2 separate regions of the Homo sapiens genome follow, and region 1 is linked to region 2. A link is a contact called in ENCODE Hi-C data. All regions are on one chromosome and are shown on one strand. The core of a region is the stretch at or near the end of the contact, and the rest is flanking DNA. Distances in the headings are between cores, read along the strand shown. Region 1 has its middle 34 kb from the start of LINC03074. Region 2 holds the start of GATB (glutamyl-tRNA amidotransferase subunit B).

Evidence for each region. Hi-C counts contacts between places; a loop is a spot of excess contacts on that map. Pooled maps may share reads with other maps.
Region 1: a map of PC-3 shows a loop between it and region 2 (4-fold over the local background). The contact joins the enhancer-like site here to the promoter of GATB in region 2. A Hi-C loop is called at or near these places in 2 of 168 maps with a recorded cell type or tissue (PC-3 and naive thymus-derived CD4-positive, alpha-beta T cell) and 5 of 50 pooled maps.

Annotation. Positions count from the first base shown.
Region 1 is chr4:151,987,645-151,992,523 of GRCh38, reverse strand. No RefSeq gene overlaps it. Among named protein-coding and RNA genes, the nearest start is that of LINC03074, 34 kb to the right of the region's middle. Within about 2 kb of position 1,448, at least 4 of the 41 ENCODE cell types and tissues checked have a DNase peak (open chromatin) inside an H3K27ac peak, as active enhancers do; they include PC-3, where a contact is called at or near this core.
Region 2 is chr4:151,758,886-151,763,809 of GRCh38, reverse strand. It overlaps GATB (glutamyl-tRNA amidotransferase subunit B), which reads left to right and starts at 2,803. Exons shown (of 13, transcript NM_004564.3): 1 at 2,803-3,003; 2 at 4,888-4,924. The coding sequence starts at 2,828. RefSeq lists an enhancer at 2,808-3,087.

The DNA.
Region 1 (4,879 bases), core at 199-2,698, 230 kb before region 2:
AGCCTAATGGGTTCCACCCCTAAAAGATGTATGATGGAAAGATGGCATGAATAATTCAGCAAGCATGAGGTCCCGAACCCACAGTTTCTCTGATAAAGTGGAAAGCCACAAGCCTCAGGTACCAAGTTTCAAACCCATCAGGGCTTAATCTCCTTCTTTCAGAGCTTTGTAACTAAGTGCTGTGTAGGTGTGAAAAGCCTTATTACCATGTAATTTTGTTGGGAACAGATTTCCAAGTACCTGCTTTACTTTACATTCACATACACAAAAAAGATCAAAATGCATTTTATTTCCTAACAATAGCCAATTTGGCTATAATTATAGTAAAATACCAAATTTTAAGGCATGGCGCCCAAGTGACTCCCCACGTCACTCCCCTCCATACATGAATATCTTCTTATTTATTGCCTTTCCCATAATGAACTTTGAGATAAACAACAGAAAAAGTAATTTGTTTTTTGACAATGCTGAACCTTTGAATAGAGAAAATCACACAGTTGAACACAAGAGTGCAGTCCTGTGTGGTAAGTGGTATCCATGGCAACCAATAGATTTTTATGCTAAGTCTGGCCTTTAAAAACATTTCACGTTTACCACTGAGAAAAAGATGGCCTTGATTTAAAAATGATACAACAAGTACCTCGAATGGGCATGCTTTCTGCTCTGCGCTGCAAACACAATTAAGAGGCATCTCTTCAGCACCAGATCACCTCAATAGTATCTGTGTCATCCTTGACGTACATCGTGGCCGGCTTGGAAAAAGAAAAGGTTGGATGTTTTGTACTCTGCGGCGGGGGCCAAGGTAGTTTGTTTTTCACTTGTTCTCCTTGTATTTAACACCACGAGTAAAAAATAGGGAGTAAAAATAGCATGTTGGCCTCTTATCTTAGTCTGTGATCATGGTGACAGTGAAAATATTATGGCCTGCTTCTCTTGGGAGCAACTCCAATCACACTGGCTTATTATAACTTGAAATAACGGATGGAGAAATACCTTCCATACCAGCTTCAGACTGAGCACCCTAAATTAGTTTCTGTTCACATTTAGAAAGTTGGGTGCCAAAAATGGAATGCAGTTGTGGCAAAGAGAGGTTGTTGCTTTAATGGTATCTTTGAATAAAATGAGAAAGGAGAAGCCCCCTTTTTCTTTTAAAAAGAAAAAGAAAGAGAGAGACTTGATCTATGCTGCATCAAAGGAAGGAAATGAAATTAATGTCCTCGAAAGGAGTTTGTTTTGCTGAGCTGTTTTTCAGTTCTTTGATAGCTTCCTTTCTAAGGTGGCATTTCTGTTTCCTTTTGCAAAGAGTGTTATATTTATTCCTCAAAATGAGATTATTTTGGCCACATCAAGTGTTAGAGAAACTCCTCAATGTACTTCCTCTGTAGATATTTTTCAGCTGGAGTGCTTCTGCAGTCAATTGGTATAATGGGCTGAACTACATCCTCCCCAAATTCCCCCCCAGAGCCCTAACTCCCACTACTTCAATGTGACTGTATTTGGAGACAGGACATTTAAGGGAGTGAATATGTTAAAATGAGGCCATTAGGGTGGGCCCTAATCCAATCTGACTGGAGTCATAAGAAGAGAAAATTTGAATGCACAGAGACAGCAGGGATGTGTGTGTGCACAGAGGAAAGACCATGTGAGGACGCAGTGAGAAGGCGGCCGTCTGCAAGCCAATGAATGAGGCCTCAGAAGAAATCCCATCTGCCAACACCTTGATCTTGGACTTCCAGTCTCCAGAACTGTGAGAAGATAAATTCCTGTTGTGTAAGCCACCCGGTCTGTAGAATTTTGTTATGGCAACCTGGGCAAACTAATACAACTGGGGTGGGAGCGGGATGTCCCTTTACAGAAAAGACAGCTTTTCAGAAGGTGGGTTCGTCAGGACACCAGGGAAGGGAGCTCAAGTTTAAAGAGAGAAAGCATTCGGCTGCTCTGTCTTCCCTAAGGTATGGTTTTTTGGGATATGGGTCTATTTCATAAACACCTCTCCTGCCTCCTCTGACTCACCCATCCATAATTGTCAGTGGCAAATGGGACCGATTTACAACTCCTCACTGTTGGTTTTGATGAATCATGGATAATTTCTGAGTCGTCAACATTTTATAAAGAGGAAAGTTAACATTTCCTTCATACCACCAAATACCTGAGAGATGACATAGACCCAGGAGGGTGGTGATGCCAAAAAGGAATGGGGAGGGAGGAGGTGCTGCACTTGGTCCTCACATCAATAAGCTTTACTTGATGCCTGGGACTTGGGCCCAGGACCACACATCAGCCACCTGCCCAAAGGCACAAGCCATTCATCTTTCCGAGATAATTTTCTCCCTTCAGCCCACAGAGAGCTCTGGGCTATCTTTGGCCAGGGAAAGAAAGTTGACTGTTTCACTCAGTAAAACATAAATCACTCTCTTTAGGCCTTGTTAACTTTTACTTATAAACTGTTTTAATGTAGAACTGTCAGGACCCTGTGAAAATAATGGGTGGTGACAGGTTTAGGATTAAAATCTTCTCAGGTAGTTAGGATGGTGAGTTAGGTTATAAATTGTTTTTAAAGAGCTGAGGCGTGGACTATGGGCTTCATATGCTTACTTCAAATGGACACCAATGAGCCATCTGGGATAAGTATATGCTAGTAATACATCTTAATTATTTGTCAGCAAAGCCATCTTAATAAGAGATGTCTTTCATTTTGATTAAAATGACCCTTGGTAATCTCTAAAGTGTCTTGACTGAAAAAACTCCATTGAAAGGGAGAAGCTGAGTCTTCCAGGGCTTGGGATTTTATGTCTCAAGCAAGGAGAACTGACTCAGAAAAATGGATCAACCAATGTAAAGAAATAGCTCAAGTGTCCAATTATATGGATGTGTCAGTAACTCTCAGATGATCTTATTTGCTTCAGTGCCAGGGCATCAGTAGGCTCATGATTTCTCTCAAAGCTGATCCTATCTCAGGGCTTGCTGGACAGGCATGGCTGTGTAACCACAGGGAAGCAGGGTTCGAGAAAGGGCCAGGACATGCTATTATACCCCAGAGAGGAGGCAGGTGCTACTGAGCATCATTTGTGGAATATGGAAGTTCAATGGGTTGGCAAAGCAAACAGCAGCCATCTCTAGCCTTAGGGAAGTAAATGGTGTTCTCAGGAGACTAAGAAGAATGGATTTCCATCATGTGAATGAAGCTCAAATGGGAATCTGGGCAAGACTGGGCTGAGTCCTGGGTTGAGAGAGGAGCCGACCTGTACTCTTCAGAGCTCAGGCCCAGGAGTTCGATGATCCAGTTCCTCCCAGCAAGCACTTCTCAGTGCTTGGGGAACACACAGGGGCATGATAGTCACACAGAGGCACCCCTGAGAGGTCAGACTCCCAGGACTATTCATTCATTCATTCATTCATTCATTCATTCTTTAACAGTTATTGTATCCCTACTCTGTGCCAGCACGAATCAAAGGCCTGGGGTACTTCCATGAACAAAACCAACTAAAATCCATCTCCGCATGAATTTACATTCCAGGGGGGTCAGTTACTCCATATCAAGCAAGTCTCATCCATCCGATGGGACCAAGGCTACTTACATGGTTTGTTCCTTGACACCAGAGCAGCCTGGGAAGGGCAGCCGCAGGCATCTGGGAAAGCTCCTGCCAGGAACTGAGCCAGGGGGTTGGAGAGCCTTTCTGTGGCATGGAGAAGCTCTACAATTCAATAACAATTCACTAAGATGTTTCTGACTTTTAAAACATGTAACTATAGTTACAGGGCTTTGGAGAACCATCTGCTAGACTTTAATTTGCTTCTTAGGATTGAGAGGATCATAAATCATGCAATAACACATTCAGGAATATTCTTTCCTCCATATTTGCAGCTTAAAAAAACCAAATGCAGTAGCATCAACCTACCTGAGCATTCTGTTCTTGAGGAATTTCTCTCCCATGACCTCTCATGGATGGTCAGGAACAAAATGGAACCTCACTTGTATACTGTACAGATTTACTAATGTGATACACTATATGCAAATATAAAATAATAAAAATATTAAGAATTTTAAATATTTTTTTCACTATTAAATTTATAAGACTATTTCTATGTGATTCTAAAGGGTCATTAGCAGATGCCCAGACCCACAATTGAAGGACCTACAGGATGAACATCTAAAGCCCACAGGGAAAATTATGTAAGAAAGATTAGGCTTGCTAGTCCACTGTCATTATAAAATGCACTTATGGTTGTATTTCTAATAATCAAATCCTCCCCTTAGTAAACACTTGTTAAGCACCTATATTGTGACAAGCCCAGTTCACCTCTAGGAGCCCCAAATTTAGTGAGGGAGAAACACGTAAGCACAGAAATTTCATGAAATATCTTATACTCTAAAGAAGTACACTTCAAGGTACTATGGATGTACAAAAATGGAAATCCTTAACTTTGCCTGGCACTTGCTTCCCAGAGGACAGGCCATTTTACTTCTTCGAGAAATTCCCAGCAACCGCAAACAGCATGTGTAAAAGTCAGAAGGAAAAGAAAGAACCTGGAACATTCTGGCAACTGAAGGCATATGAGCAAGGCTGGAGCCCAGGGTTCATATGAAAGAGTGATGAAAGAAGAGGATGAAAATATTGACAAAGGCAGATTATGGCGTGTATTTTCTACTATGCTAGGAGATTTGGACATGATCCTAAAGATAACAAGCAGTCTTTGAAGGAAAGCAACTTTCTGCTGACTCATCCGTGCTTGTTGACTCCATCCTCTTTGAAACAATGGTGTTCCAAGATGGTGCGCTTTTGTGCCCATGGCACAGAGGGAAGCTAATGTATCCATTTGAGGATCAAGTCTTGACCGCAGCTTCATGAACCCATGCCTTTAGCAACTTCTTTAACTT
Region 2 (4,924 bases), core at 1,554-4,053:
ACAAAACCAAGCATGTTATTTTGACACATCTAACTACTGCCATTTATAAGTAACGACTCGAAATTCTGCTCTGCTTTACATAGCTTTTTAAAAACCTGTTCTAAATCTATTTGTACTGTGTATCAATTATATGGATAAAATAAGAGCCGAGAGGCTCTCCCTAAGAAAAATGTTGTTTTTGCTAGAAACTCTGCCCAGCTACCTTCTGAGTTCCTTGAAAATGAAAATCTCTGTGTCTCCCAGATGACAGCCACCTTGTCGGTGCAACCAAAATAGCTCTCGCAGCTGGAGAGCTGTCTATCAGCAATAGTTCTGACAGATATCAGATTTGGCATGCAGCAGGAAGGCTAGAAATGGTCCCACAGAAGGCGGTTTGGTGGGAGTATGACCAGCTAAGGAGCAAGGCAGGGGGAGCACTCAGAAAACAGTGCTCCTGTTTTCACAAGGAAAACTACAGGCATTTCGGGAAATGACAAATAGTCTTGAGGGAGAGGACAGCCAAAGAGATGGTTATTGACAAGTCTCTATTTCCACGATTAGTTCTATAGGATTTTTGAAAGGGCAATGATTAGATAGAGACAAGATGCAGGAAACTGGCCGGTTTCCGTTCGTGAAAGGAAGCAAATACACTTACATGCGTAGGATTTTTATCTCCTCTAGTGGTGGGGTGGGGCCTTTGAGGCGATAGCCTATTACTGAATAATACCGCTTCAGAAACAAAGATGAGCTTCCCTTATAGCGCGTTTTACCCGTAAGATTAGGATTTTCATTAAATGTGTTGCTCTCCCTTACAGTGGTTTTCAAAACATTCCCAATCTTCCATTTGATGGAGTGAATCGCCTTTTAAGGATGCTGATTACCAGCGATGAGGTAACAAGTGTCCCCCTCTCTTTTTAGCTAGAGATACAAGATTCCATTCTCCTCTGTTGTCCTAACAAAAGTGAAGCCATTTTGTGCTCAGAGGCAACTCTCCTGACCCCTAGTCTGGGCCAGAAAAACCTGAGGAGCTAAATAAGTAAAAGAAAGCTAGCTTACCTAGAGTAAAGGTGGAAAACATGGAAACTCAGAGGGAAGACTCTAGTAAAGGATCTAGAGAATCATCTGAACCTTAAATAAAGGGCAATAATTAGAGAGAAATTTTGGAACAAGTCTCCACCACTCCCTTCCAGTCCCTGTCATTTTTGTCATTTTCATCCTTGGTCAAATGACTGATACTTCTGGTGTGGCAATTTAGAACAGTGATAGTGGATGAAAAAGTAGAAAAGATGGAAAAAATAAATGATGACAATTTTAAGGACAGTAACTAAAGTTTCTTTCTTCCATATGGATATGCAATTGAAGTGTATTAAAGGAAAAGATCAAAGGTTACAGCCAACTAATCAATGGATTATTGATCAATAACTGAAAATCTATCAATGTGAAGTATACAAAATATGCAGCTTTTCCCCTTGCCCTGCTCTATACTCAGAATTAGGCATCACTGATGTCTACTTGATTTCTCCTCTTGAATGTCTCCAAGGCAACCAAACTCATATGTTTTCTTTGCAAACCTGTTCCTTTTCTGGTTTCCTTATCTCGGTGGATAACTTCATCAGCCAGTTGTGCAAACCAGAAATCCAGGAGTTATTTGTTTCTCCTAGCCTTCCACCATCATATCCAATCCATCAGAGTCCTTCAATTTTACTTCCTATATCTATCTCAAACAGATCCATTTCTCTTTGGCTCTGCCACCACCCTAACTCATCATCTCTCCCCTAAACAATTACTGCTCCAAAGGGCATCCACTCCATCCTTTGTCAAATGCATTCTCCACACTGCACTACTTTATTCAACAAATATTTTTAAGGAACCTACTTTGTACTGTAGTGAATAAGACAGACGAGGAATTTGTGGAAATAGAAGATAAACATCAGGCAGTCAAAAGCACTACGAGGACAATCAAAGTCGGGTGATGAAATAGAGAGTGGCTAAATGACTATTCTAGACTGTGTTCAAACACAAGAAATCGGTGGCAGTTTTAACAAGGGGTATTAGTTTTGACACAGGAAAATGAAGGAAGTCCGCTGGGACGATGGTATCTGCTCCTAGCATATAAGGAGTGTGTTTCTGATACTGGCCAATAATAAAAAGGAGGTTAAAATGTACATGAACATTCAATCTAGGGCTGTTTGTCTCCAATTACCTCTGCTTAAACATAGCACTTACTACCTATATGGAAGTATCTTATTTTTGTTAACTTCTGTATGTCTCCCTTCTTTAGAATGTAAGCTCCATGAACATGCGGGCCATAACTGTCTTGATCTCTGCAGTAACTACAGTGCCTAAGAGAACTGAGCCTGGCATTACGGTAGGCATGCAAATAAGTATTTGTTGCATTAACGCACAAATTGCTGAGTGAAGCAGGAGAGTAGACAGAGAATATAACGGATTGGGTTTGGGGGCTGAGGAAGTCTCTGCTGAGCTGTCAAGGTCATTTACTTCCCCTTGCAAGGTTAACTGGGTTATAAAATCCCGGCCACGCTTTAGCACCAAGCATCAAGCGCTCACACTCTAACTTATACACACGCTCACAGCCACAAACCTCTCCAACTCCCCGCTAGGAGGAGTCACACCTCCCCACCCAGAAACCCTCCCACCCTCTCCTCTATTTCTCCTTCCCTCCCCTCTCCGCGGGGTTCCGGCAGGCTTCGAATCACAATGCTCGCCGGGAATAGTAGTCTTCCGGTCCGAGCCTATGGCGTTTTTAATGCATTTCCAGAACTACGCTTCCCAGGGAGCCTCGCGGCATAGTGAGGCTGAGTCACCTGACCAAGACCCTGGAGTTACAATGGCGGCGCCCATGCTGCGCTGGGGCTGCCGTGGAAGACGTTGGGCTTTCGCCCGGGTTGACGGTGGTTCTTGCCACCGAAGAGGGGCTCCGACTGGGTCCACATCCAACCAGATTAGGGGAGAGAGCTCAGTGGCTCAGCAGCCCCTCCACACGGCCCAGAAGACGAGGAAAGGGTATTCTGTTTCATACATTTCTGCCCACCTAACTGTGAGGTGGAACTGCAGGACTGGGGAAATAATGGCAATTACGGCCCAGCTTCTAGACGTTTTGGCTGACGGGAGGGCGTTGAGTTATAACCTGGAGCCCCGAAACCTAAATAAAAGCACAAACAGACTTTCTATCAACTCCGCCCCCATATATAAACCACTGTTTTCAAATAGATGTAGTTGGGGAATTCGCGAGTGTAAAATAGCAAATATTTTCTTGAAGGGTGCACAGACAGAAGAGTGGATTCGGTCATCTTACTAATAGCACTAGCAGTGGGGACGGTGACACGAGAAGCGGGATCATATTTAGCTGATTTTATTTAGCGCTAGTATGGGCTGGCAGCGTTCTAAAGGTAGAAAGGGAGCCTTTACCTACAAGCTCTTGGTAGTGGTGGGTTATTGTCATTAGTCAGAAAACACTAGCTATCTGTGCAGGCGTTTTATGTTGGAATATGTGTGACTAGACCTAGGAGGACGCAGCCAAAAGAAGAGATACTCCCCCTGGTTATATGGAGAGTTTTGCTTATTTGGCCAGATATCCCCTGAACAGCTGTTTATGCTTCATTATGTAAGAATTAAATAGTTTCTCTTTAAATACAGAAACATATGGCAAGTTTCTAATATTTTGTTTATTCTTTGAGACTAGTTGGCATTATTTTTACTTTCAGTTGGAGGAACAGAGGGAAATTGTCCAGAAAGAAGTATTCAGTTTTGTATTCTTTTCGTGAATTAGATTGTTTCCTTGTGAATGGAAAGTACATTTTTTCTCTCATGTAATGGAAATGCAAAAATACTTTGAATGGTGCTTTACTGCATGCAGAATTTCTAATGAGTTCCTACTTTAATTCCCCTCCCTTATGGGCTGTGTTTCCAAACTTTAAAAAGAAGGACTTATTCTTGCAGTACTTCAGATATAGAACTTTATATGTTGAAATGATTGAAACAAAACAAAACGATGTAAAATATGTATATATATATATATGTATATACACAAAATTACTTGGGAGAAGAGCAGGATAGGAACATACATGGATTTCATAGGGAATAAGCACATTTATAAGGACCTGGAGAGGCCTATGTACAGACCCAACAGAGTAGGACTGACCAGATAAGAGAGATTATTATAGCATTTAACAGCTTCTTAGATTTGATAGCAAATAAGCATTAAAAAAGTAACCTGAAATTAGGTCTCAGGAATTGAAAGTGATTTGGGGGACCAAAAATATGCCGCATCAGATGGTTTAGTGTGGTGGAGTTTTGCAAAATTTTTTTAAGAGTATCATTTAGTGGTGATTTATTGTATCTGTGTCTCTCTGGTTATTATACATGCAAACCAAAACATGGTTGAGAATTTCCTTTTTAAATAAGAGACGTGGAACTATTTATCATTATTTCTCTAGTAGTAGAATGTTGCCATTTATGTTAATTCTAGATAATGTGGGAAAGATCAGCTTTCATCATTTACTGAGTGATTACTTGATAAGTTACAGTTAATTTGTTAAATGCCGCTTTTCACTGAAGTCAGCCAAGCAGTTGTCACCTGATACCCATTTCTAAATTGTTTTAAGACGCCAAATTGTTCCTTTCTCTATAGCCTTCATGTTTATATCATCAGCCTCCTGATGCCATGTTGTAAATGAATTTTAGTTTGCCAATCTCAGTGTAGGCGCTTATTCTAAATTGTTTTTTATTTAGTCACTGATAAAATATGACACATTTTTAATGTGAGGATATAACATTGTATTAAGTTTAAAACACATATAGGAAATTAACATTTGTGGTTTAGACTTATAGAAATTCATTCATGGTGACAAATATAATACATCTTAACCATTATCTCTTTCTTCTTAGTGAACACAAATGGGCTGCTGTGGTAGGTTTGGAAATT